Linked DNA regions of Mus musculus: regions 2 and 3 are each linked to region 1. The links are chromatin loops, found by intact Hi-C in ENCODE. Cell type or tissue: left cerebral cortex. All regions are shown on one strand.

Evidence for each region. A loop is a pair of places that touch in the nucleus more often than their neighbours do. Peaks named below come from ENCODE experiments on the same cell type or tissue, not always from the same donor. Only the 100,000 strongest peaks of a DNase experiment are listed, where the experiment ranks them.
Region 2: a loop joins it to region 1, with 2.2 times the contacts of the local background. A loop is called at or near these places in 2 of 42 quality-filtered maps.
Region 3: a loop joins it to region 1, with 11 times the contacts of the local background. A loop is called at or near these places in 20 of 42 quality-filtered maps.

What each region holds. Positions count from the first base shown.
Region 1 is chr5:143,062,817-143,070,816 of GRCm38, reverse strand. It overlaps Rnf216 (ring finger protein 216), which reads left to right. Exons shown (of 17, transcript NM_080561.4): 12 at 1,823-1,971; 13 at 2,422-2,500. It overlaps Gm43380 (a long non-coding RNA gene), which reads right to left. Exons shown (of 3, transcript XR_003955828.1): 3 at 2,495-4,031. Among named protein-coding and RNA genes, the nearest start is that of Gm43380, 28 kb to the right of the region's middle. In left cerebral cortex, a CTCF peak has its summit at 4,129 (motif pointing right); DNase peaks (open chromatin) are centred at 4,144 and 5,368; H3K27ac peaks cover 1,828 bases.
Region 2 is chr5:142,742,210-142,750,209 of GRCm38, reverse strand. It overlaps Tnrc18 (trinucleotide repeat containing 18), which reads left to right. Exons shown (of 28, transcript NM_001122730.3): 17 at 6,380-6,807. Among named protein-coding and RNA genes, the nearest start is that of Slc29a4, 44 kb to the right of the region's middle. In left cerebral cortex, no CTCF peak of the experiment used is centred here; DNase peaks (open chromatin) are centred at 3,049 and 3,834.
Region 3 is chr5:142,933,001-142,941,000 of GRCm38, reverse strand. No RefSeq gene overlaps it. Among named protein-coding and RNA genes, the nearest start is that of Fscn1, 23 kb to the left of the region's middle. In left cerebral cortex, CTCF peaks have their summits at 437 (motif pointing left), 4,493 (motif pointing left), 5,228 (motif pointing right) and 6,022 (motif pointing right); DNase peaks (open chromatin) are centred at 2,555, 2,844, 4,489, 5,195 and 1 more place; H3K4me3 peaks cover 641 bases; H3K27ac peaks cover 458 bases.

The DNA of each region.
Region 1 (8,000 bases):
TTTTATCTATATAATATGTTGCTCTGACAAAGCTATGGAAATATTCTTATGCATATCATTAACAAAATGAGCGATATGCAGCTGCTGAACTAAGGCTGTGGTAGATACCTTTTCAAAGTTTGCATTCCCAGATTTTTAAACCAAGGATCATTTCCTAACTCTTAATAAGCAGCAAAACATAAGCACGTCTCTTTAACAAAATCATAACAGTAGATTCCTTATCTAAATTAGGATCTACACAATTAGTTAATTGACAAGAATTACAATGAATATGAAAAAGACTTGCCAAGATTGGTGATCTTGACTCTTAAAATTACTTAACAATAAGCATACAGGTAAGGTACACAAGCTTTTATAGCTATAAGGAGCTGGCCTGAATGGCCAAAAACAATGTCTCTGATGAAATCTTGTCCAATACTCTGTAGCAGTCCTTCTGCCTCCCGAGTCAGCTTTTTTATTTGTCCCCAAGTTGACATCAGCTTGGCTCTCCTTGCTGTAGCCCATGGCAGAGATAGGAAGAGTTTCTTTATTTTGCTTATGTGTGCTCTCTCCGATTTCTCCTTCTCTGTACGATCAATACAGCTTTCTTGTCACCACTGTCAGGGCACTGTCAATTCCTACTCACAGGTCAGCCTGTCACATTGGAAGCTAGCATGCTCTTGCAGCATTCTGTGGAAAAAACAGAAACACTGCCCCTTTCCCCAATATTAAGTATCTGAACAGGATCATGCCATGTACCAATAAGTGGATCCCTTCATCTCATGAGTATGCTTGGTTGTAGGGTGCCATAGACACTCAGTGAGATTTTTGGCATCTAAATTTAAAAAAAAATTTTTTTTGAAGATATAGATTTAAAGTTCCACGGTACTGTTTCCTTGAGAATTATAAAAATCTCAGTAACATGGGCAACATTAAATTGTTGACAAAACATCTCAAATGCTTGGCTGTAATAGCCAGTTTTAATTTGATTTGGAACACCAAGCAAAAAAAAAAAATCAACACAGACAATGACTAACTATACTTTTAGTTGCTTTTCTTGTTAAAGCAGTTGTAATTAGAAAGACTAAAAAGGTATCAATAGTCATATATGCATTTTTTATTTTTCTAAAATCAAAAATGAGTATCCATTTGCAATAATTGATTAAGTATAATAAGTCCTCGAGAATTAACACCAATATGTAGAACAGATAGAAACTGAGGACACTGAGAGCAAATCTTTACAATATGACATGTACATCTATTTATTTATTTGTCACCTTATTGTGGATATGAAATTGCCTTCATCCCAGCATGCTAGAACCAAGTGGGAAGAGGAGATAGGGATATTGCTATTCCATATGGGAAGTTTGCTTCAGATCTTCACTTGAGCTCTGCTGTCTCCAAACCTTTCTCCTTTCTATTGATTGCCATCCAGAGAAAGCCAGAGTAGAAGCTGGAACCACTCCCCCCCCAACCCCCAATTTCATATCTAGTCACCACCTTTCCCCTCCCCTTCCCAGAGTCTCCAGCTTTGCACTTTACAAGTGAAGCTGCTTACTTCAGACACTGAAGCCAGCCTCTCCCAGCTCACTGATCTGTATCACCTACCACTGGTGTTCCTTCTTCATAGATAATCGCTTGGGCTGCTGGAGGTCCTCTGGTAGGATCACAGAAGGAAAGCCATTATGCTCTTACTTATGACTTCCTCATCGGAGGAGAAGGGCTTTGCTACCTTCATGGTTGTGCTCTTGTCCCTCCCCTTGAAAGATGCATTTGGACCCTTTACTCTTCGTTATTCTGAGCCCTGGCTAACTTTTTCCTTTGCCTGATTGCTTTATTCTAGTCAGAACTCAGCTGCATGGAAGGCAGCTGCACGTGCTCCTTCCCAACCAGTGAGCTGGAGAAGGTGCTCCCCCAGACCATTCTGTACAAATACTATGAACGGAAAGCTGAGGAAGAAGTCGCTGCAGCCTATGCTGATGAGCTTGTCCGGTGAGTGCTGACAATCTACTCATTCCCCAAGGTAAAGTCTGCTTTTACCAGGCAAGAAGATTCTGTCTGGATTTTCTGGCCCTTCTTGCTATTGCAACAATCAGTTAAGCTTATAATGAAAGCATCTATCGATGGCTCTGCCTACACCTTATTTGTTACCTAGTATTCTAGCCTGTAGCTGAGTCACTGCACCCTGGGAGGGAGGAAGAGTAATGGTTACAAGGAATCCTTGAGAGCTTGAGGTATGTGGTTGACAGTAAGTTTGGACGTTGGCATGGTGCCTGTGTTGTCCCTGTAAGTGCAGTGTAGGAGGCAGCTCAGTCTAGGCTGTAGTGATAATTAAGGAATACAAAGCACTGTCTGCCATGCTTAATCCTCCATCTTGGTAGCACAATCCCAGGAGACCCACCTTTAAACATCTTGAGTGATGCCGCTTTCCTGTTGCTCCAGGTGCCCCTCCTGCAGCTTCCCTGCTCTGTTGGACAGCGATGTGAAGAGGTTCAGCTGCCCCAACCCACGCTGCCGAAAGGTACGGAGGACAGTGGTTTGTGTTTCTAGCACCTTGCTTGAGTTTGGCTTGCACTATGCAGGTGGCCTGTGTAGGCTGATGCATGAGAATAGTTTGCCTCTTCCATTCATGAAGCAAGAGAAGGTTGGTGATGGCAGTTGGCATAGTTACAGAGATGAAATTACTTGTGGAAATCCAATTGCAAAGTTCAGGATTTCTCGTCTATGTCATTTTATAAAGACAGGTGCTGTGAAAATGTGTCTTCTTCTGCTGTGTCGTATATTTTGCTTGCTCTTTTCCCTGTCCTGTACTCAAATACAGCACATACACACCTGTAAGTTAGGGAAAATCTGTATGGACATATAGAATTCTGTAATAAGGTAGTTATACATAAGTCAATTAATATAGAATTTGAAAGGCAAAAAACGTAAAAACTCTTCAAAAGTACTAATGGATTCACAACGTGTAAGAAGTGGCAGGTTTTCCCTGACTGAATCTGCATTTCATAACTACCAGGACCCCTTTGCCATCAGCCGCTGGCTCCACTCCGACAGTCTTGCAGTGAATTAGCCCGTTGTAGGGGAAGGAGTTTCAGTTTATTTGGCTCTGTGCTGTACGTCTGCTTATACCTCTTAATCAAGAAACTGGAGCAGTTCCGAATGACCATCCATTGCAGATGCAGGGACGTGGCGGCCAGAGACCTCATGTGCAATTTCTTAAGTAACCAGATGCAAGTAGCAAGAACTGAACAGCAATTGCCAGGTCTAGGCCTAGGGAAAATAGGAGTTACTAGGCAGTGAGCACTTTGAATCAGGCCAGATGAAAAGTTCTTTATCTGTTTATACAACTTTATAACTGCTTATAGCTAGCAGTTCATAATGCACTGCACATCATGTGTTCTCAGCTTTTGCAAAGGACAGGGCATTTAGTTCACTTTGTGTTCTCCTGCTAAGATGGACACACGCCATGATGGAGAAATGGCTCTGTTGCTACTAAGCTTCAGGTTTGTCTCAGCAGCAGCTTCAGACCCCAAGGGTCAGAGCTGGCTGGACATCTAGAGAAGAGGAGCGGGCTTAGAGTGAGGCCGGGTCAGGCCATGTAGTTGGAAACGGAATGTGAATAAGGCAAGGTGCAGGAGAGTCCTTTGCTTCCATCCACTGCTTCCATCCACTGCATCAATGATTTAATGGGAATATGGAGGGTTTCAGCAGGAAAAAAAACAAGTGCCAACTGTGTGTTTGCCTGGTGCCTTCCAGTACAGTTCTCAGTGCACACTTGCGAAGTGACTAAGTCACCCATTCTAAAGAGACTGAGGCTGGAGAAGGATCGTGGAGTCTGGAGTTTGATGCAGTAGGGAGATGGTTACTGTGCAAATGTTGGGTGGTTCTCAGAGCTTCCATTTGCTCATTCATCTTATTTACAGTATCCACAGTGAAGAGATGTAGCACAGGATATTATAGCTTCCAGGACCATCTGTTTCAAAATTTAACCTTTACCTATAGATAAAGGCACTCATGCTCTAGGTTCTTTTTCTGCTCTTGGAGGAAAGTGTCTGTGGGAGATAAGATAAAAACCAAACCTATAATACAATGCAGAGAGGCATCTGTACGAAGCTGTTTTGTGTGAACTATGGAATAAGCTGCCACTAGATGGCACTAGCATTCCACAAGAAAAGTGCCCTCTCCCCCTTGGGTATTTCCAAAGTAGATGTGTCAGCACAACTGTCTTGTAAGCAGAATGGACAAAATTCTTTGAGGTTAGTGCTAAAGCAAACTACTGTGTGCATTCAGATTTAATGGCAGAGATGGTTGTGCTGTGAGGACATCTGCCTTTTCCTTTGTACTTGCCCCAGTGTGGCGCCCTTTCTCTTCAACAAGATGGTGGAACTGACAGTTAATCCTGGAGGATTTTGTATAAAAAGTGAGCCATGAGCTAATTTTGTCCTATGTAAGACCAAAGGCATCTGCTTTCTCACTGCAGTGTTTGCCAGGAAGCTACACTCAAGTTAGAGTTTCAGGAACCTGTCACTCTGAGATAAGGCTTTGATAGTGGTGCATTATCTGGGAAAGACTTGGTGCCCAGAATCCCTGAAGACTGAGACTTAAGACTGTCCTATAAAATAGGCAGGCTCTCATGGATGTGATGGAGTGTGTATCCAGACCTTCATTTCTCTGGTACACTCTGACATAAAGAATTCATCAACTTGACTCAGCATGTTGCTTTTAACAGTGGTTAAGTATGTTTGATATGGAGTGGAAGAAGGTATATTTTGGCAGGTTCTGAGATGGTTTCCAATATTCTATGGAATACTTTTTCCGTAGGTTCAAACATTTCCCTGTTGAATCTTTCTACCCTCTTAAATATACAAGTCTGCTTCTTATTCCACAGTACACATAGAGCTTTTTCAATGTGGAAAATTAGAAAAATTCTAGTAATGAGGTATAGATTTACCAGTGCACAGTAAGCAAGTACTAAGGAAGGAAAGATGGCCAGTGTAAAGAGTTGTATGAAAATAACATGAAGAAAATCTTGTTTGGATTCTTTCTGTGGACACTGAATGTCTATCGGTTGTGTAATCAGTCACCCATCTCTGCCCAGGATCACTTGAGTTTGGCTTATTCGTCAGTTTCCACCTACATACCCTCTTCCATGCTTGTCTTTCTTACAGTTGTCAGGTCCTGTGACAGCCTCTGTAGCCTTCAATGCTCATAACTCAGAGTCTGTGAAATATTACCAAAATTTACGTCTGCAGTAAACCAGTTTGTTGTTTAAAAAAAAACAAAAAACAAAACCAGCAATCTGCAGCTGCCTGCTGTAGCTGAGTGGCTATGTGAAGAGAATGTAAATTATCCAGCTGTCATTGCCAAGACAACTCTCCAGCTGTGGCACCAGGCCATTGCCACTTACTGGCCACGTACTAATTGGGGAACCTAGCTAGTCTGCTGACTCCTGGACTAAACCAAGCCTTCACATTATCCAGAGATGATGAAGCTTGGCCTTCATGCTCCTTCTGTCAGGGAGGACCTTTAAATCAGGAAGTTACAGTGACAAGAGCCAAAAGTCTTGGTGACAAAAGATTCTGAAGCCTGTAGGTGAGGGCTCACTTACTGGAATAAAGTCCATACTCCATTATTGGAGTCAGAAAGGGAGGAGTTAGAATAAGAAGTCCTTGTTATGAATGTGGTCTGTTCTTCCTGCAGTTTCCAGAGAGGTCGTAGTGAAGAGCTTCAGGTCTCCGGTGCTGTGGTGTTGCTGAGCTTTCTGTGTGTCCATTAGGGATGGAACAGAGCCCTTGACTCACCACTGGTCACTACAGAGAGACTGTGCTAAGTGGACACTGAAGCTTGACACCAGGTGATGTACAGTAGTAGAGCTAGAAACCCGAAGGAAAGCCCCAGGGCATCCCAAGGCCATAACTGGAAGCTGTCCTTCCATCAGACAGCAACAGTTAGTGCAAGTCCCACACTAGCAAAGGGCTTCAGAGTTGCACTGGTTTTGCTCAAATATTTCTGTCAAATTCCACTTTTACATTTCCTGTAGCAGGGGTTAGAAAAGCAGCTCAGTAGTTAACAGCACTTGCTGATCTTGCAGAGGGCCTGGCTTCAGTTCCTGATACAGTTTTGAACTGCCCTTAATTCCAATCTTAGTGATCTAGTGCTGCCTTCTGGCCTCCATAGGCACCAAGCACACACACAGTACACATGCATATATTGCAGGCAAGATACTTATATGCATACAGTAAAAATTAGTCTTAAAAATTTCTGTCAGAACAGCACCATACATCTGTTCTTCATGGGTTTCTTGACCCTGGAATGATTTTTTTTTTAAAGATGGATTCATTGATTGAAATGATTGATTATATGTGTGTACATTGTAGCTGTCTTCAGACACTCCAGAAGAGGGCATCAGATTTTTGTTACGGCTGGTTGTGAGCCACCATGTGGTTGCTGGGATTTGAACTCAGGACCTTTGGAAGAGCAGTCAGTGCTCTTAACCGCTGAGCCATCTCACTAGCCCCCTGGAATGATATTTGACAATTACACAGGCATGTCTGCTAACTGTACATGCCATCCTAGTCCTGGGACGAACCAGAGAACAGGTGTGTGTGTTTCCAAGAGTAAAAAATGCACCAGTGGCTAACACTGCTTACCTCATGTCCCCATTTCTCACTGTGAGTTAAATAAATCCCACATTTGCCATTATTAGCAATGACTGCCTAAAAGGAAGAAAGATAACTTACCCCATACAGGAGAAGAAAATATAAACTAAGACCTTTTGTTTCCCCCTCATCCCTAAAGGAAGTTTTTGTTTTTGTATTTTACCTGCCTTTTCCTATCTAGAGCCATCTACACAAGCTCAGCAATCAGCGAGAAAGCTGAAGGCCCCAGGGATCTAGCAGCAGTTCCCCTGGGCTTTGAGTGTTTGCCCGCTTGCCCAGGAACTGGCATCTCCCTGGTACTTAATTTTTTAAACCCATGAAGTAGCCTGTGGTGATGGTTAAAGTGTTAATACTTCCCAGGAGACACATCACAGAATCCTCTGTTCCAGTCAGTCAGCAAAGCATGTCTTTCTCCTCTGTCAGCACTGCACAGCACAAATCCTTTTGGTATGCTTTCTTGGTAAGCTATCTGTTTTGAGAGTTGTCTTGAAGACTGTTGGTGATACATAATTTAGTATTCATTGACGAAGTCCTGTGGACTCAGCTGTGTATACTGGGTACTTCGGAGGGTATGGAAAGTCAGTTAAACTCATGGCTACCTGCAGAAAGGGGGCAGCTCACCATGAGGGGCTTAGATTCCAGTTCCTCCCCTTCCTAGAATTGTGATCTACACTAAATATTCCCCTGACCACATTTCCACTATCTGTAAAATGAAAACTTCACATAGCACCAAGAAAAACAAATGATATAATACAGAAAATGCTAAGGTCCAGTGTCTAGCGCTTTATGTCCTTCAGTAGTGGCTGTGAGTTTGAGGGGCTGGTGAGAGAGAGATATGCCCAGTAACGAGAGGAATTCTTAGGAAGTTGGGCCTTCTTCATGATTTTTTTGTACAGTTTACTGCCATGAGATTATTACATGATCAGGCATAGCATCCCATCAGGAAGCAAATGTCTCATCACTCACCTGGGATTTTAAAATTGGGTTCAGAACACTCATTTCACCAGCTTTTGGTCTGCAGCAACATAAAGGGAGAGGTAGGTCTGGGTTTTGTTTTAAGACAGGGACACTATATACCCAAAAATGGCCTTGAACTCACCTCAGCCTCCCAGTGCTAGGATTATAGGCCTGTATTAACAGAATTAATGAGGAGGAAGACTTTACAACTCCCTGGACTAGGCATATTATTGCTTAGTAGTAAAATGCTTCCCCAGTACAGGTGAGCCTGCAGGTTCAATCTCCCAACACCATAAAAGGGAAAAGAAAGGAAAGGTAGACACGATTCCTACCCCACTACCCCCACCAACCCAAATTACCCTGGCTCCAAGAAGGCCCCATATGCCCAGGGACAGCTTTATCCTG
Region 2 (8,000 bases), 320 kb after region 1:
TCAAAGGTCTCCAGGGGCTCAGGGAAGGCCTTGTCCTAGGGCTGGTGACTAGAGGCCACCCTAGGCTAGTAGTCTCCAGGCAGAGAAAAACATAGTGACAGAGAGAGACGCAGAAAGAAGAGGCACGGAGAACATTCTGCCCACATCATTGGAGAAGTTCTCTGAATCCAGTGAGGCAGGAGAGTGGCCTCGATGGCCAGAAGCTGGTGGCTGGAGGAGTCAGGATTGGCATGCCGAGGCTTGTTCTCTTACTACCTTAGAGGACGTTAGGGAAGGGGACTCAGCTGTCCCTGCCTCACTTTCATTACGTCCGTGAGTCTGAGCCCTGTGTCCCTGATGAATTCAAAGGTTCTTTCCCCAACCATTAGAGTAGACATGGTTCCTGGGGCTGGTGATAGGCAGCTGAGTTGGTAGCGTGTTTGCCTGGCCCGCAGAGCCCTGTATTCTATCTATATCTATCTCCAGCATCACATGAGCCAGCTGCAGTGGTCCATGCCTGCAATCCCAGCACTCAGGCAGGAGGATCAGAGGTTTAAGGTCAACCTTAGCTATAACACACAGCAAGTTGGAGGCCAGCCTGGAGTATGGGTCCCTTTCTGAAGTAGGGGTTGTGGAGTAGACATGAGGCCTTCGGCAGAGGCTCTGTGTGACGAGGGTCAGGTTTCTGTGGAGCCTCCTGGAGGTTTTCCCAAGATGTCCCCAATTCTCCTACCCACGGCTCCTTCTTTCCTCCCTAAAATTCCCTACCAATTGCCCTGGTGTCTTGAGGCTTTACATTGGCTGTTGACCAGGAGTCAAGCATTGTGGCATATTCTTCAGACCATTACCACCTTGTTTCAGTAGATGAGTGTAGTGTGTAGTTTTTGCTACCCCTGGGCAGACTGCACTACCAGCCCCCCACCCAGAGAATATTGGATCCACAGATGAAAGACACAGACACACACATTACTCAATTTCAACCTGCCTTATTGGCTCAATTGGTGGGCTCTTCTAATCTTCCGCAGCTAGCGTGCTCTCCCCAGTACGCTTAGCACCTCTTAACCTGCCCTCTGCTTCGTGACCTGCTTACCTTTTCCTTGTTCAACAACCCCAAACTGCCTTCGTTTTAGTTGTGTTTCTGATCTCCTGCCTGGGGAAGCAGCCTATGGCTGCTCCACCCAGGATCTCACATGGCTGGTCACCTTTCTCCCTCTGAAGCATAATCAAGACCCCCTTCCTCTTCCTGCATCTCTTAGCCTGCCTGCAGGGACTAGGAAGTCCCGCCTCTTTCCTTCTGACCAGCAGTGAGCCCCTGGCATCTGCACCACCCTCTACAGATGAGCATGTATTTATTCTTTGATGCATGTAGAAGCAGTATCCTGTGTACCACCACTTAAACGAACTACTTAAAGCATTTAAAAAATTTTTACTTTGGTTTACTTTGCATGTATGTTTCCAGGTGCACACATGCCACAGAAGACATGCCCAGGTCAGAGGTTCTGGGAATAGAACTCAGGTCACCAGGCTTGGTGGCAGACCCCCTTTTCTGTTGCTCCATCTTGCTGGCCCCTAGTTGGTTTGTTCATGCTTCTTCAATCCCCTCCTCCATTTTTCTCTGTGTACGAATCCTTCTGGAAGTTCTACCAGAGTATCCTGAGCCAGACTTGTCCTCTTTTTCAACCTGAGAGCTTTGGGCATTTTCACAGATAATGTATGAAGTCATCTAATGCTTGGTATGTGAACCTCCAACCCAGACCCAGTGCAGGCCACCTCTCCTCCCATTCACTTTGTGGAATTTTATTTCCAGATTTCTCCGGCAGCAACTTCTAGCTTTGAAAGGAAACCTTGTCACTGGGGCAGCTCTATGTAGAACATCCTCTAGTCCAGACAGCGGGACACATGCATGATTCTGGGGGTGCCTCAGAAGATAGCAGAAGATATTTTAGTCTCTTATTGCCATCTCTTAGGTCATGATCATCACCAGCAAATGGTAACAGGTTTCCCTCGCCAACTTACCTCTTAATGTCTTTCAGAGACACAAGTTTCTCAAAATTTACTTCAGTGGTATCCAGCGTGAGGTATCAAACATACGGACTGTTACTAGATCACTAGACTGCTTCTCGTCATGGAAGCCAACATTACTTGAGGACCAGACTCCTCTGTAAGAGCAGCAAGCACTCTTAGCTGCTGAATGAGCTCTCGCTACAGCTCCTGTTACACTTTTATGTAGGTGGGTCTTTTGCCCACGTGTGTGCATGTATGTGCACCAGTTGTGTGCCTGGTGCCCATGGAGGCCAGAAGAAAGCATCAGATTCCATGGAGCTGGAGGTATAGATGGTGTGAGCCACCATACGGGTGCTGGATATTAAATTTAGGTCCTCTGGAAGATCAGCCAGTGCTCTTAACCACTAAGCCGTCTGTCTAGCCAGTGTCCCCTCACCCCCACCCCATACTTGTAATGTCTGTAGGGTTGGTAGTAATTTTTCTTCTCTTATTGCTGATATACTCTCCCTTGATCAGCCTGGCTAGAACTTACCTGTTTCATTAATTCCCCTCTCCCATTCATTCATTCATTCACATTTATTTATTTATTTGTATGCATGCATTCATGTGTGCGTGTGGACATGTACTTGTGTGAAGTACGTAGTGCTTGTGTGACGATCAGAAGACAGCTTTCTGGAGTCGGTTCTCTCCACCGTGTGGGTTCCAGGGATTGAGTCCAGGTCCTCAGGCCTGATTGATGGACAAGCTTCCTTACTTACTGATTGCTGATCCTTGCTTCCTTTGCTTTCTTTGGGCGTGTCAGTCATTTGTAGCCACTTCCTGTTTTTTCAGAGTAGCCTCTTAGGTCACTGATTTGAGACCTTATTCTTTTCCAAAAGAAGCGTTTGTTCAGAGATCCAAACCTCTCTGAAGACACAGCCTCAGTTTCATCTCCCACGTTTTGATGCGTGCGGATTCTCATTATTCAGGGACCATTCTGAATCTCTCTTGTGATCTCTGCTTTGATCCATTGATGACTCAGAAAGTTATTTATTCTCCAGACATCTGAGGGTAGTTGCTTGGTCTTCTTGCAGATCTCTGCTTGGCTCCCATTCTAGTTGGAAAGTACATTCAATAATTTCAATGAAAAAGGAAATTAATTTGAAACTCTATGGTACTTCTTAGGAGGTAAACGCGTAATGTGTACTGACACTCTGTTAACCATTTAGTCACGCCCGCGTGGTTCTCTACAGTTCACACTTACTCTTTTCCGTTGTACTAGAGATAAGCGTTAAGATCTGCAACTGGAACCTGCACAGTTCACTACCGCTCCTTTTAATTCTGTCAGTTTCTGCTTTATGTATTTGTAGTTCTGTTATTGAGCACACGCAAGTTTTTGATTATTTTGTTAGTTCTTGATCTTCACTGTTGAGAAGTATTCCTTTCTCTTCTCTGGGATTATATTTTGTTCTAAAATCCACTTTTATCTGACACTCCATAGTTATTCTGGTTTTTTTTTTTTTTTTCAGTTTTCTAAAAACAAGTATTATGATCATGTAGGTGATGTGTATAAGGGACATGTATTTCACGGTGCATGAAGGAAGGAGAGATCTTCATACATGTACTGTGCATCTACCTGTCTCCCTTCATCCCTCCCTCCCTCCCTCCCTCCCTCCCTCCCTCCCTCTCTCCCTGCAAGCAATTAAATAAATAGATCCTCTAGTTCTAGCCAACCATTTCTTTCTTCTTCTTGTATTTACCTATTTCTGACAGTATGTAGAATGAGGTAGGCCCTGTAGTACGTAGCCCTGTGTGTAGCACCTTTCATTTTGATTTTGAAGTTCATCATAGTAACGGTTGCTAGGACGCCATGTTTTTATATAGCTCCGTGGTACAGCTCTGAGACACATCTGCTTGCTAGTGGATGCATATTTGAGTTGTTTCTATTTTTAGGCTTTTGTAGCTAATGCTACTCTTTCAACTGTCTGTGTGCTGGGTTTGTGTGTGAGAGGAAACGTTTTAATTCTCCTGTACTCAAATTGCTGGGCAATTTGTAAAGTTCCTTTAGCCTTTTGAGGAACTAATAAACTTTTCCCTTTTTGTTCTTAAATATTCTTTTTAATTGCATATGTGAGAGAGAGAGAGTATATGCACATGTGTGTGGTGCACAGTGGCCAGAGGTGTTGCCAGGAGCTGGAGTTACAGGTGACTCCCATGTGGATCCTGGAAACTGAACTTGGGTCCTCTACAAGAGTGGTACATGCTCTTTTTATTTTTTTTGGTTTTTTTGAGACAGAGTTTCTCTGTATAGCCCTGGCTGTCCTGGAACTCACTTTGTAGACCAGGCTGGCCTCGAACTCAGAAATCCGCCTGCCTCTGCCTCCCGAGTGCTGGGATTAAAGGCTTGTACCACCACGTCCGGCTTTGGTACAAGCTCTTAAGCATGAGCATCTTACTGGCTGTCCTAGCTACCTTTCTGTTGTTGTGATAAACTATCCTGATAAAAGACAAGAAGAAACAGTTTATTTTAGCTCATAGTTTACAGTCTGCAGGGCAGTCAAGGTAGCAGGAACTTCAAAAGACTGATCCCATTTCAACCACAATCAAGAAGCAAAGAGAAAAATGAATGCGTGAGCTTTGGCGCTCAGCTTACCTCCTCTTGCTTAGGGAATGATGCTGCCCCCAGTAGGCCGCAGCTCCTACCTCAGTTATCCTAATAAAGACTATCCCCACAGATGTGCCCATGGGCCAACCTGATCTACATAATCCTTCATTGAGACTCTTCCCAGGAGTTTGGATCACAGCTGAGTTGACCTATCAGGACTTGTCTTAGTCAGACCCATTCAGTTTTAGGTCTCTTTAGTAAATTTATTTGCAGCACTGCTGTTCTCTGGGTGGTTGGCCTTAAGGCTTACTCCCAGGTGTGGCTAGACAGTTTGGCGTGGCCTCTCTTGCTGTCTCCTTTGTGATTCTTAGGTTTCTCTCTTCTGATTTCTGAGACCATCTCTTTTGCACATGCGCCCCATACCTTGCTCCAAATTCCTGGGTAGGGGGTGCAAGGCTGAGACCTGACCCTTGTAGCTGCATGCTTCTCTTCTTCCTGGTCTCACTCAGCTTCCAGTACCTGCTCCATACAGAATGGTCTAATGGTTCCGCAGGGGCTACACGCCGAGGGTGACCTCACACTTCTGACCCTCTTGCCTCTGCCTCCTGAGTGCTGAGATTGCACACATGCACCACCAAGCAGGTTTTGTGCGGTGCTGGCGATGGAACCCAGGGCGTCATGCATGCTAGGCAAGCAACTCTTTTGAGTACTGCACTATACCCCAGGACCCCAAAAACTCAACTCTCAAACCTGACTATATGGACTGAACCCTCCTCATGTACAAGAATGCCCCCTCCCTCCACTTCCAGCTGCTTCCTCCACGTAGTTCATCAGGGAGAAGCTTATCAGCAAGCTCATTAACAAGATCTTTAAGCGTTGAAGGAACTGTTGTTCACCAAGCTTCCCGCCCCCCATCCCTGCCTCTATGGCTGCCGCTGAGAGGGCCTCCCATGGGGGTCTCTGTGAACAGGCTTCCTGTTGCCTGAGAGTCAATAGGACTGGGATTGGGCCCCCCAGGTCCTTTTTAAGGGGTTGCTGGTCTTCAAGGGGACTGTCAACCCAACAGGCTATCTGGTCTGTGAGATTGTTACAATGTCGGCAGGGGGCTTGTGGACAGAGAGGGAGTACCCTGGGGGATCCGGTGGGCTGTAGCTTACCTGTGTTTCCTGTCAAGGTGGTTGTACCCTAGGCTGAGGGAACAGTGGAACAGCAGCCTGAAGATCAGAAAAGGTAGAAGAGGGAGGAGAGAGAGTAGCCTTGAAGTCTAGTAGTGTGTCTCAGAGATCCAGGGCTTAAGGAAGAGGCTCCTCATTATGTATGACTTGCTACAGGGGATGAAAGGAGGGGCCTCTGAGGAGCCTCTCAGTAGGGAGTGGACCTGGGTGATTAAGGACCCTAAGAGCAGGAAGGGACTCTGTCGGGATGTAGGAAGACAAGCCTCAGGCCTGGTGCTTTCTTGGGGCTTTCTCCACTGCCTCCCTGTGCAGCGTTTGCCTCAACCTGCCTAGTTTCTGGGGTTTCCTGAGAGGCAGTGGAAAGAGCCATGCGTGGACCGTGGGCCTACATATTTTAGTGGTGTTCTTGGGGTGAGAGGTGGGGAACAGCCATGGGGTAGGGAATAGGGGACTTGGGCCAACCCTTGCCCTTCTCTGAGCCTCAGTTTACCTCTTCCTGGTAACAGGAGAGCGTGCGTCGATGGGTGGTATGGGTCTGTGGGTTTCTTCCTGGTGGCCTTGCAGGGCCAGGTGGCTGGGACGAGGGGCCCGTGGAGACCCTACCCACCAGCCCCTACCTCCTCCTTCCCACATGCAGGCACAGAGTTCGAGTACACAGACTCAGAGAGTGAAGTGAAGGTTCCCAAGCAGTCAGCTGCTGGGCTGCTGCGGACCAAGAAAGGGGTGGGGGAGCCCGGACAGTCTCTGGCTGCACCCGGACCTGGCAGCCGGGCCTCTGGTCCCTCCAGCCCAGACAAGGCCAAGCTGGTCTCAGAGAAGGGACGCAAAGCCCGGAAGATTCGAGGCCCCAAGGAACCTGGCTTTGAGGCGGGGCCAGAGGCCAGTGATGATGACCTGTGGACGCGACGCAGAAGCGAGCGCATCTTCTTACACGATGCCTCCGCTGCAGTCCAGGCAACCAGCAACACGGCGCCAGCAACCAAGCCTAGCCGCTGTGGCAGGGGTGGTGCCCCAAGCCCACGGAAGGACACCGGGCGAGCCAAGGACAGGAAGGACCCCAGGAAGGTAAGGTCCCTGGCACAGGTCCCCTGGTCTCCATCCTTGGGGTATGGCTTTGATGTTAGTAGTGTGCCCATAGAAGGTTCCACCATGTTTGGTGTTCAGGGTTCAAGGAAACCTTGTTTCCTCTTCCTGTTCCTGACAGAGGGCCTTAGTCTCTCATCACATAAGTATAATGGTTTAAAATGTGAATAAGTACTTGGAACCCTGTGTGAGGTAACTATAACAAAAGAACCAACACAATCGCCAAGTAGTGTTAGCGCACACCTTTAATCCCAGCACTCAGGAGGCAGAGGCAGGTGGATTTCTGAGTTCGAGGCCAGCCTGGTCTACAGAGTGAGTTCCAGGACAGCCAGGGCTACACAGAGAAACCCTGTCTCGAAAAAACCAAAAAAAAAAAAAAGAACCAACACAACCAACTTGTAAAGAAAAATGGTTTCTAGGTTTGGTGACTCTTGTCTCTAACTATAGCACATATTTGATTTGTACGTGTGTGTGTGTGTACACGGTGTGTGTGTGTGTGTTACGGTGTGTGTATGATGTGTGTGTATGTGTGTGTGTGTGTACACGGTATGTGTGTGTGTTACGGTGTGTGTATGATGTGTGTGTATGTGTGTGGTGTATGGTGTGTGTGTGTGTGTGTGTGTGTGTGGTGTGTGTGTGTATGTTTTGTGTGTGTGTGTGTGTGTGTGTGTGTATGGTGTGTGTGGTGTATGTGTGTGTGTGTGTTTGGCTAAGGCTATGTATGTGTCTTGGCACATGGGTAGAGGCCAGAGGAGAGGTTCTGCCCTTTGACCCTAACGTGGGTCCTGGTGATCAAGCAGAGGCCTCCCGGCTTGCATGAAAAGCCCATTACCTACTGAGCCGTCTCGCCAGCTCCAGTTTGGGTTTTTAGACAGGGTCTCTTGTAGCCTAGGCTGGCCTTGAACTTCTGAATTCTTCTACCACTGCCCCATGCCTGTCGTAGTCCCGAGGTCTGAAGCAGTTTCAGTGTGCTGGTTACCCAGACAGTGACCTTCAACTCAGAGCCTGTAACAGAGGCATAGGTTGGCAGCACCTGTGGGTGCTACCTTCCGTGACAGTTCACTGGACACCTAGGTTATTTCCAGTCCCGTGTTTGGCTGTCCCCGTCTGTGAGACATTGGTCAGCTCCCACCCCACCTGCAGGGTGGAGCGTCTAGATCTCTATATTGAGATGC
Region 3 (8,000 bases), 130 kb after region 1:
GGATGCTCTTAGCTGCTGGGCCATCTCTCCACTCCTGAGGTTGTTTGTTTGTTTGTTTTTTCGAGACAGGGTTTCTCTGTATAGACCTGGCTGTCCTGGAACTCACTTTGTAGACCAGACTGGCCTCAAACTCAGAAATCCTCCTGTCTCTGCCTCTCGAGTGCTGGGATTAAAGGCATGCGCTACCACTCCTGAGTTTTTAAAAAGTAAAAAAGTCAGTATGGCCTAGGGATTCCAGCACCACAAAGTAAAGAAAGAAAGAAGCAAATGGAGAGAGACAAGGCAGCAGGAAGGAAAACTTACAGTAAGTTTCACTTAACAGGGCCTGGAGAGATGACTCAGAGGTTAAGAACACTGGCTGCCCTTCTGGAGACCTCGTTTAGTTCCCAGGACCCACATGGTGGCTCACAACCATCTACATTAGGATCTGATGCCCTCTTCTGGTAAGCAGATGTACATGCATACAGTACACAGGTAGTAAAACTCATAGATGGATGGATGGATGGATGGATGGATGGATGGATGGATGGATGGATGGATGGGTAGATGGATGGGCAGGCGAACAAACAAATATATAAATCTTCACCTTTTTTTTTAACTTAAAGATCTACTAAGGGTAGGCTGTCCTGCTGCATTAGGGAGGGGCTGGCTTTAGAGAAAGAGGGACCTTGGGAGTCGAAAACTAAGGACACTCAAGAGATTGATACCCAGGTGTCTTATGGTAACACTTTTTGGTTATAATTAAAGCAAAGAACTTCAATACCTGATGATTTAAACTGGCCTGACTGGAAAGCGGGGTTGTTATATATTCATCTATGAGTTTCTCCGAAGATCAGACAACAGGTGAGTTCTTTTCCCTGGGTCACTTGAAATTCAGCATGGCCACTTGAGTTTTTGACTTTTATTCTCTTGGGTTGTGACTCATTGAGGGAGCTTAGCCTCAAACAGGAGGCTCCTGCCTTCATTTCGTTTGTTTGCTCATGGATTTTTGGAAGGGCAGGGAGGGTTGTTGTTTTTGTGTTTTTGAGACAAAGTTTCTTTGTGTTGTAATCCCAGTACTTGTAGTCCAGAACTGAGGCTGGAGAAACAAGAGTTCAAGGCCATTGTCAGTTACATTTTAAGTTTGAAGCCTTGACTATCCTGTAACTCCCTCTGTAGACCAGGCTAGCCTCCAACTTTCAAAGCTCAGCCTGCCTCTGAATCTGGGATTGAAGACATGCAGCACCACCAAGCTCTGTCTTTGATTTGCTATCCTGTTCTGCTTCAATTAGTCGTGTGTGTGTGTGTGTGTGTGTGTGTGTGTGTGCACCTTGGTAACGTATGTAGAGATCAGTGAACATTTTTCGAGAATCAGTTCTCTCCATTCTGAGGGTTCGGGAGTCAAACTGAGGTTGGCAGGCCTGGCAGCGCGCCCCTTTGCCTGCTGAGCCATCATGGAGGTCCCCTCTGCTTTCCTTTATTGGACACTGCCTCACACCGCCAAACCCTGACCCTTCCCCTCCTCTCAAGTGCCAGGATTATTTCAGCTATGACCAGCCACGACCAGACTCCAAATTTTTGTTTGTACCTTTAGAAATTATCGTCTCGCCAGGCGGTGGTGGCGCACGCCTTTAATCCCAGCACTTGGGAGGCAGAGGCAGGCAGATTTCTGAGTTCGAGGCCAGCCTGGTCTACAAAGTGAGCTCCAGGACAAGCCAGGGTTATACAGAGAAACCCTGTCTCAAAAAACAAAAAAACAAAAAAAAAAAAAAAAAAGGAAAATATCGTCTCAAATAGGCAAGCTGTGAAAAGAAAAGCCATATGACATGTCATTAGGACACAGGAGAAGCTGGGGAGATGTTTCAGTGGGTAAGATACTTGAAACACAGGCATGAGGAACTGAGTTCAAATCCCCAGCATCCATGAGGGAAGTCAGGATCTGTAACCACGGTTGCTGTGGAGACAGGAGAACTCTAGGACCAGCTGGCTACCAACCTAGCTCCAGGCTCAGTGGGTGTACTTCTCTGGCCTGCGTCCTTGTATCTATGTGTGTGTGTGTGTGTGTGTGTGTTCGTGTGTGCGCGTGCGCCGCGTGGGCACACACGCGCGCGCGCACACACACACACACACACACACACACACACACACTGTAGGAGCTGGCTTCAGGCCTCCCTGTAGACCAAGTCTAATAACATAATCAAACTGTTGCAGGGACACCCACTCTAATCCAAGCATTTAAGAGGTGGAGGCAGAAAGATTACCATGAGTTATACCATGCCAGTATGGGTTATAGATACCCCAAGAACAGAAAAACAAACAGTTGGGACTGGAGCTCAGTCAGTGGAATGCTTGCTCGCAGGCCCAAGAACCTGGGTTCAATGTCCCACATCTGTCTCCTAAGCCAGATGTGGTGGTGGAAGCCAGTATTCTCGTGGGCGTGGCCTGGCGAAGTGGGTGTGGCAAAGCTTGCCAATTTCTTTGTGTTAGTTGTGGTTAGGAACGACTAGAGATGGACCAATCTGGAGAGTTCCGGACTCTGAGGTCAGGAGCGTGGGCGGAGCTTGCAGGGGAAACTGGTTTGTTTCAGAGTTCTGGGAAGAAGATGCCTGCAGACCAGGGAGTTTCTCTCTGACCCCTGGCCCCAGTTGTGTGTGGTGTCTACCTCCACCCTTGGTCTCCCATTGCAGAGGGCGCTGAGAATTCAGCAGATCAGAATCGGCTGCTTCTGACCCGGACAGAGGCGAAAGGCTTCTGCAAATTTTGGTTTTCTAAATCCAGTGAGATCCAGGAAAGCAAGATTTTCCAACTCCTACAAGTCGAAGCAGCCACAGTCCCTTCTCTGTGCCTACGTGGTGCGTGGGAGCCCAGAGAAGCTGCGAACTTTTGTGAAATCACACAGCACTCGAGTAAACCCAGAGTCTCTTAAACCAAAGCAGGGAAAACGGAGTTGGTGTCTTGGGATACATTTGGAGGTAAAATCCATGCGGGTGGGGTCTGAATCAGCTGAAAAGTGTGTGGTCCCTGTCCTTAGGAGGCTGAGGGAGGGGCTGGAGAGATGGCTCAATGGTTAAGGGCACTGACTGCTCTTCCAGAGGTCCTGAGTTCAATTCCCAGCAACCACATGGTGGCTCACAACTATCTGTGATGAGATCCAATGTATGCTTCTGGTGTGTGTCTGAAAGATAGCTACAGTGTACTCATATAAATACAAATAAATAAATCTTTGGGAAAAATAAAAAAAGGGGAGGCTGAGGGAGAAGGCATGATACGGGTCTGAGGCCAGCCTGTAACATACCTATAATCCCAGCCCTCGGTAGGCAATGAGAGGTTGATCTCTGTAAGTTCAAGGTTAGCCTAGTCTACATAGGGAGCTCTAGGACAGCAAGGACTACACAGAGAGGCCCTGTCACAACAATAGCAAGTAAAGGCCAAGCAAGACAGGCCTTTACTTCCAATATTCAGAAGGTAGAAGCAAGTGACAGGAGTTCAGGGTCATCTTCGCCTTCTTACAGAGTTTGAGGGGTAGCCTAGGCTATATGATATATGATCACACACACACACATATAACATGGGGGCTTGATTTAGGTGTTCAGCTGGACTCGAGCTGGAGAGATGGCTCAGTGGTTAAGAGCATTGACTGTTTTTCCGAAGGTCCTGAGTTCAATTCCCAGCGACCATATGGTGGCTCACAACCATCTGTAATGGGATCTGATGCTCTCTTCTGGTATGTTTGAAGACAGCTACAGTGTAATTACATATAACAATAAATAAATCTTTTTAAAAAGCCAGGCGTGGTGGTGCACGCCTTTAATCCCAGCCTCAGGAGGCAGAGGCAGGCGAATTTCTGAGTTCGAGGCCAGCCTGGTCTACAAAGTGAGTTCCAGGACAGCCAGGGCTACATAGAGAACCCCTGTCTCGAAAAACCAAAAAAAAAAAAAAAAAGAAAAGAAAAGAAAAGCTGGACTCCTGGCGCCCCATAGAGACTGCTGGCCCCTGCCTCCTATAAGCCTGTGTCACAGGCTTGTGCCACATCGCCAGTGTACACACCCAGCACAGGAACATTTCCTGTATCTCTTCTCTGCTGCTACTCTTCCCCTATCTAGGCTAGCTGGCCAGCGAGCCAGTTTCCTGGAGATTCTCCTGTCTCATTCTCTCGTCTTGCTATAGGAGTTCTGGGGTTACAGATGCATGGCCCTGAATCCAGTTTTTCGTGTGCATACCAAGGATTAAACTCAGGTCATCTAGACAGAATCTCTTTACATACCTACATAGCCCTGGCTGTCTTGGAACTTACTAGGCAGACCAGGCTGGCCTCAAACTCATAGAGATCGGCCTGCCTCGGCCTCCTAAGCCTTAGGATTAAAGGCCTTCACAACCAGGCCTGGGATATTTTGCCTTTTAGAACTCAGAATTCTTCCTCCTAAATGGGTCTGTGGGCGTCTCCCCTGCAGTTCTCCGCATAGGCAGGTACAGCCCCGCCCAGCCTGAGTCGATGGGCGCGTCTCTGTCGCCACCTGGCGGCTGCCGTGAACATAGCAGCCTATCCCGGAGAGGCGATTCGAGGTCTGAACTACGTGGAATTCAAAGAGTGGGGCCCTCTTTTCTTCCGTCCCTAAGAAAAGTAAACCCCAGAGCTGAGCCCAGCCTGTAATTGTCCTCCTAGCAATGGTGGACGTCTTCCCTAAGGAGGACAAGTTGGAATCGGACCTGGAGAGCTTGCATTTGTTTTCAAGCGCCGCACAAAGCTGGGTGCCCAACGCTCAGACAGAAATCCAGCAAGAATCACTCTTAACGTTGTTACGCTCATGTGTGAGAACTAAGGCTGAGTGAGGAACAAGGGCACCTCTACCCAAAGCCACCTACCACCACAGGACCCTTGCACTACCTGTGCTCTGTGTCTGGATCACCTGCAAGCCAAGACAGTGAGTCCACTGTCACAGTCAAAGTCCCTGGTCCAGCAAGGAGACATCTGCAAGTCCATATAGCTTGGATGGGCAAAATTGTCCAGGCACAAACTCAAAAGTGCCCGTGTGTGGAGTAATGTTAGTGGGCAGCTGTGTGTCCAGATCCATGCAACTGGGTAGCAGCATAGGGACTTGTTAGATCCAGAGTAAAATGTCCCTAATGGCCTGCTCAGAGCTATTGGCTCCCAGCTTCAGATCCGCTAGTCTCCTCTGGGCCACAGGATGCAACGATAAACTACATCTCCCAGAATCCCTGGCGGCCAGCTTCCTGTTAGGGTTTGCCAATAGGAGGCACCAGAGCTCAACCGGCCTGTGGTGGACCTTCCTATGGGTCACCTAGGAGAAACCCTTCACAGAAGCACGCTTTGAAACACAACTTAATAATAATGCCGGGCATGGTGGCACAGACCTTTAATCCCAGTACTGTGGGAGACAGAGGCAGGCAAATCTCTGTGAGTTCAAGGCCAGCCTGGTCTACATATCAAGTTCCATACCAGCCTGGGCTACATTTTAAGAACCTATCTCAGAACAAACAGCGCAGACAGGATAGTCATGCCTGAAGGAGCTGGTGCACATCTGTCATCCCAGCACTTGAGAAGAAGAGGCAGGAGGATGAAAAGTGCGAGCCCAGCCTCAGCTACATAGCAAGCTCCAGGGTAGCCTGGCCTATGTGAGAATCTGTCTCAAAAATGCAAAATGACTAAATAAGAAATAAAAAAAAATAAGCCAGGCATGGTGGCACAGCATTAGGAAGGCAGGGGCAGGAAGAGCTCTGTGAGTTAGAGACCAACCTGAGAGACCTTGTCTTATAAATCAACCAATCAATCAATCAATCAATCAATAAAAGGGCAGAGTTAAACAGTAGCCAGGTGTGGGGTGCACATAGAATTTCAGCACCTGAAAGGCAGAGACAGGCGGGAACTCTGATGAGTTCAAGGGGCCTGTTCCACATGGAGAGTTTCAGGGAAGCCAAGGCTATGCAGTTAGACCGTGTTTTTTGTTTTTTGTTTTTGTTTTTGTTTTTTTAAGATTTATTTATTTTGTGTATGAATACACTGTAGCTATTTTCAGACAGACCAGAAGAGGGCATCAGACCCCATTAGAGATGGTTGTGAGTCAACATGTGGTTGCTGGGAATTGAATTCAGGACCTTTGGAAGAGCAGTCAGTGCTCTTAACCACTGAGCCATCTCTCCAGTGGACCCTGTTTGTTTGTTTTTTGTTTGTTTATTTGTTTGTTTGTTTGTTTGTTTCGAGACTGGGTTTCTCTGTATAGCTCTGGCTGTCCTGGAACTCACTTTGTAGACCAGGCTGGCCTGGAACTCAGAAATCCGCCTGCCTCTGCCTCCAGAGTGCTGGGATTAAAGGCATGCACCACCACGCCAGGCAGACCCTGTATTGTTTGTTTGTTTGTTTGTTTGTTTGTTTTGTTTTTGCTTTTTGAGACAGTTTCTCTGTAGCTCTGGCTGTCCTGGAACTCACTCTATCAACCAGGCTGGCCTTGGCCTCGAACTCAGAGATGTGCCTGCCTTTGCCTCCCAAACACTGGGATTAAAGGCATGCACCACCACTGCCAGAAGATTCCTTCCTTTTCTTATTAAAAAAAATTTTTTTTAAATATTTATTTACTCATTTATTATATGTAAGTACACTGTAGCTGTCTTCAGACACTCCAGAAGATGGCATCAGATTTCATTGTGAATGGTTGTGAGCCACCATGTGGTTGCTGGGATTTGAACTCAGGACCTTTGGAAGAGCAGTCGGCGCTCTTAACCACTGAGCCATCTCACCAGCCCCTAAAAAATTTTTTAATTAATTTTTTATGGGATTCCGGCATGTGAGAACCACTGGGTCTGATTTTTAAAAAAGATGTATTTATTTATTTATTTTACATATATGAGTGTTCTATCTGCATGTATACCTGAGTGTCAGAAGAGGGCATCAGATCCCATTACAGGTGGTTGTAAGCACCTTGTGGTTGCTGGGAATTGAACTCAGAACCTCTGGAAGAGCAGCCAGTGCTCTTAACCACTGAGCCATGTCTCCAACCCCCAGGGAGATTTCTTTTTTTCTTTTTTTTTTTTTTTTTTCAAAGTAGCTACTCAGGCATTTAAGCTCTTTTTTTTTTTTTAAGATTTATTTATTGATTATATGTAAGTACACTGTAGCTGTCTTCAGACATACCAGAAGAGGGAGTCAGATCTCGTTAGGGATGGTTGAGCCACCATGTGGTTGCTGGGATTTGAACTCTGGACCTTCGGAAGAGCAGTCGGGTGCTCTTACCCACTGAGCCATCTCACCAGCCCAAATTTCTTTTTTGTTGTTGGTTTTTCTGAGACAGGGTTTCTCTGTGTAGCCCTGGTTGTCCTGGAACTCACTCTGTAGCCCAGGCTGGCCTTGAACTTGGACATCTGCCTACCTCTGCCTCCCACGTGCTGGGATTAAAGCTGTGCTCCACCACTGCCAGGTCCAGGGAGATTTATTTTTAGTTATCTGTGCTGGTTTCAGTTCATGCAGGAAAGTGCAGATGCCCACAGAAGCCAGAATGTCAGTTCCCCTGAGTTGGGAGTTATATGGGTCCTGTGGGTGGAGTTATATGGGTCCTGTGGGTGGAGTTATATGGGTCCTGTGGGGTGCTGGGAACTGAACTTGCAAGGCAGCAGTGCATGTTCTTAGCCACTGAGCCATCTCTCTAGCCCTTATTTATTTGTTTGTTTGTTTGTTTGTTTGTTTGTTTGTTTATTCATAGGCAGGGTCTGGCCATGTAGCCCAGGCTGGCCTACAACTCCCACTCTTCCTGCCTCTGCTTCCAGAGTGCTAAGATACAGGAATAGGCCACCACACCTTGATAGGAATACTTTCTACAAAACTGTCTGTGCTGAACATATTGACATTTGTTCTTACCCCTAAGCATAAGCATATAACACTCTACATATCGTTTTCATCCTATGCGTATTCCAAGTCAGTTACAAATGCTGGGTTTTTTTTTTCTTGTTTTTAAGTGGTTCCCCTGCGTGCCCAGACACTTTTGCAGAGGCCAGAGGAGGACTTGCAGGTC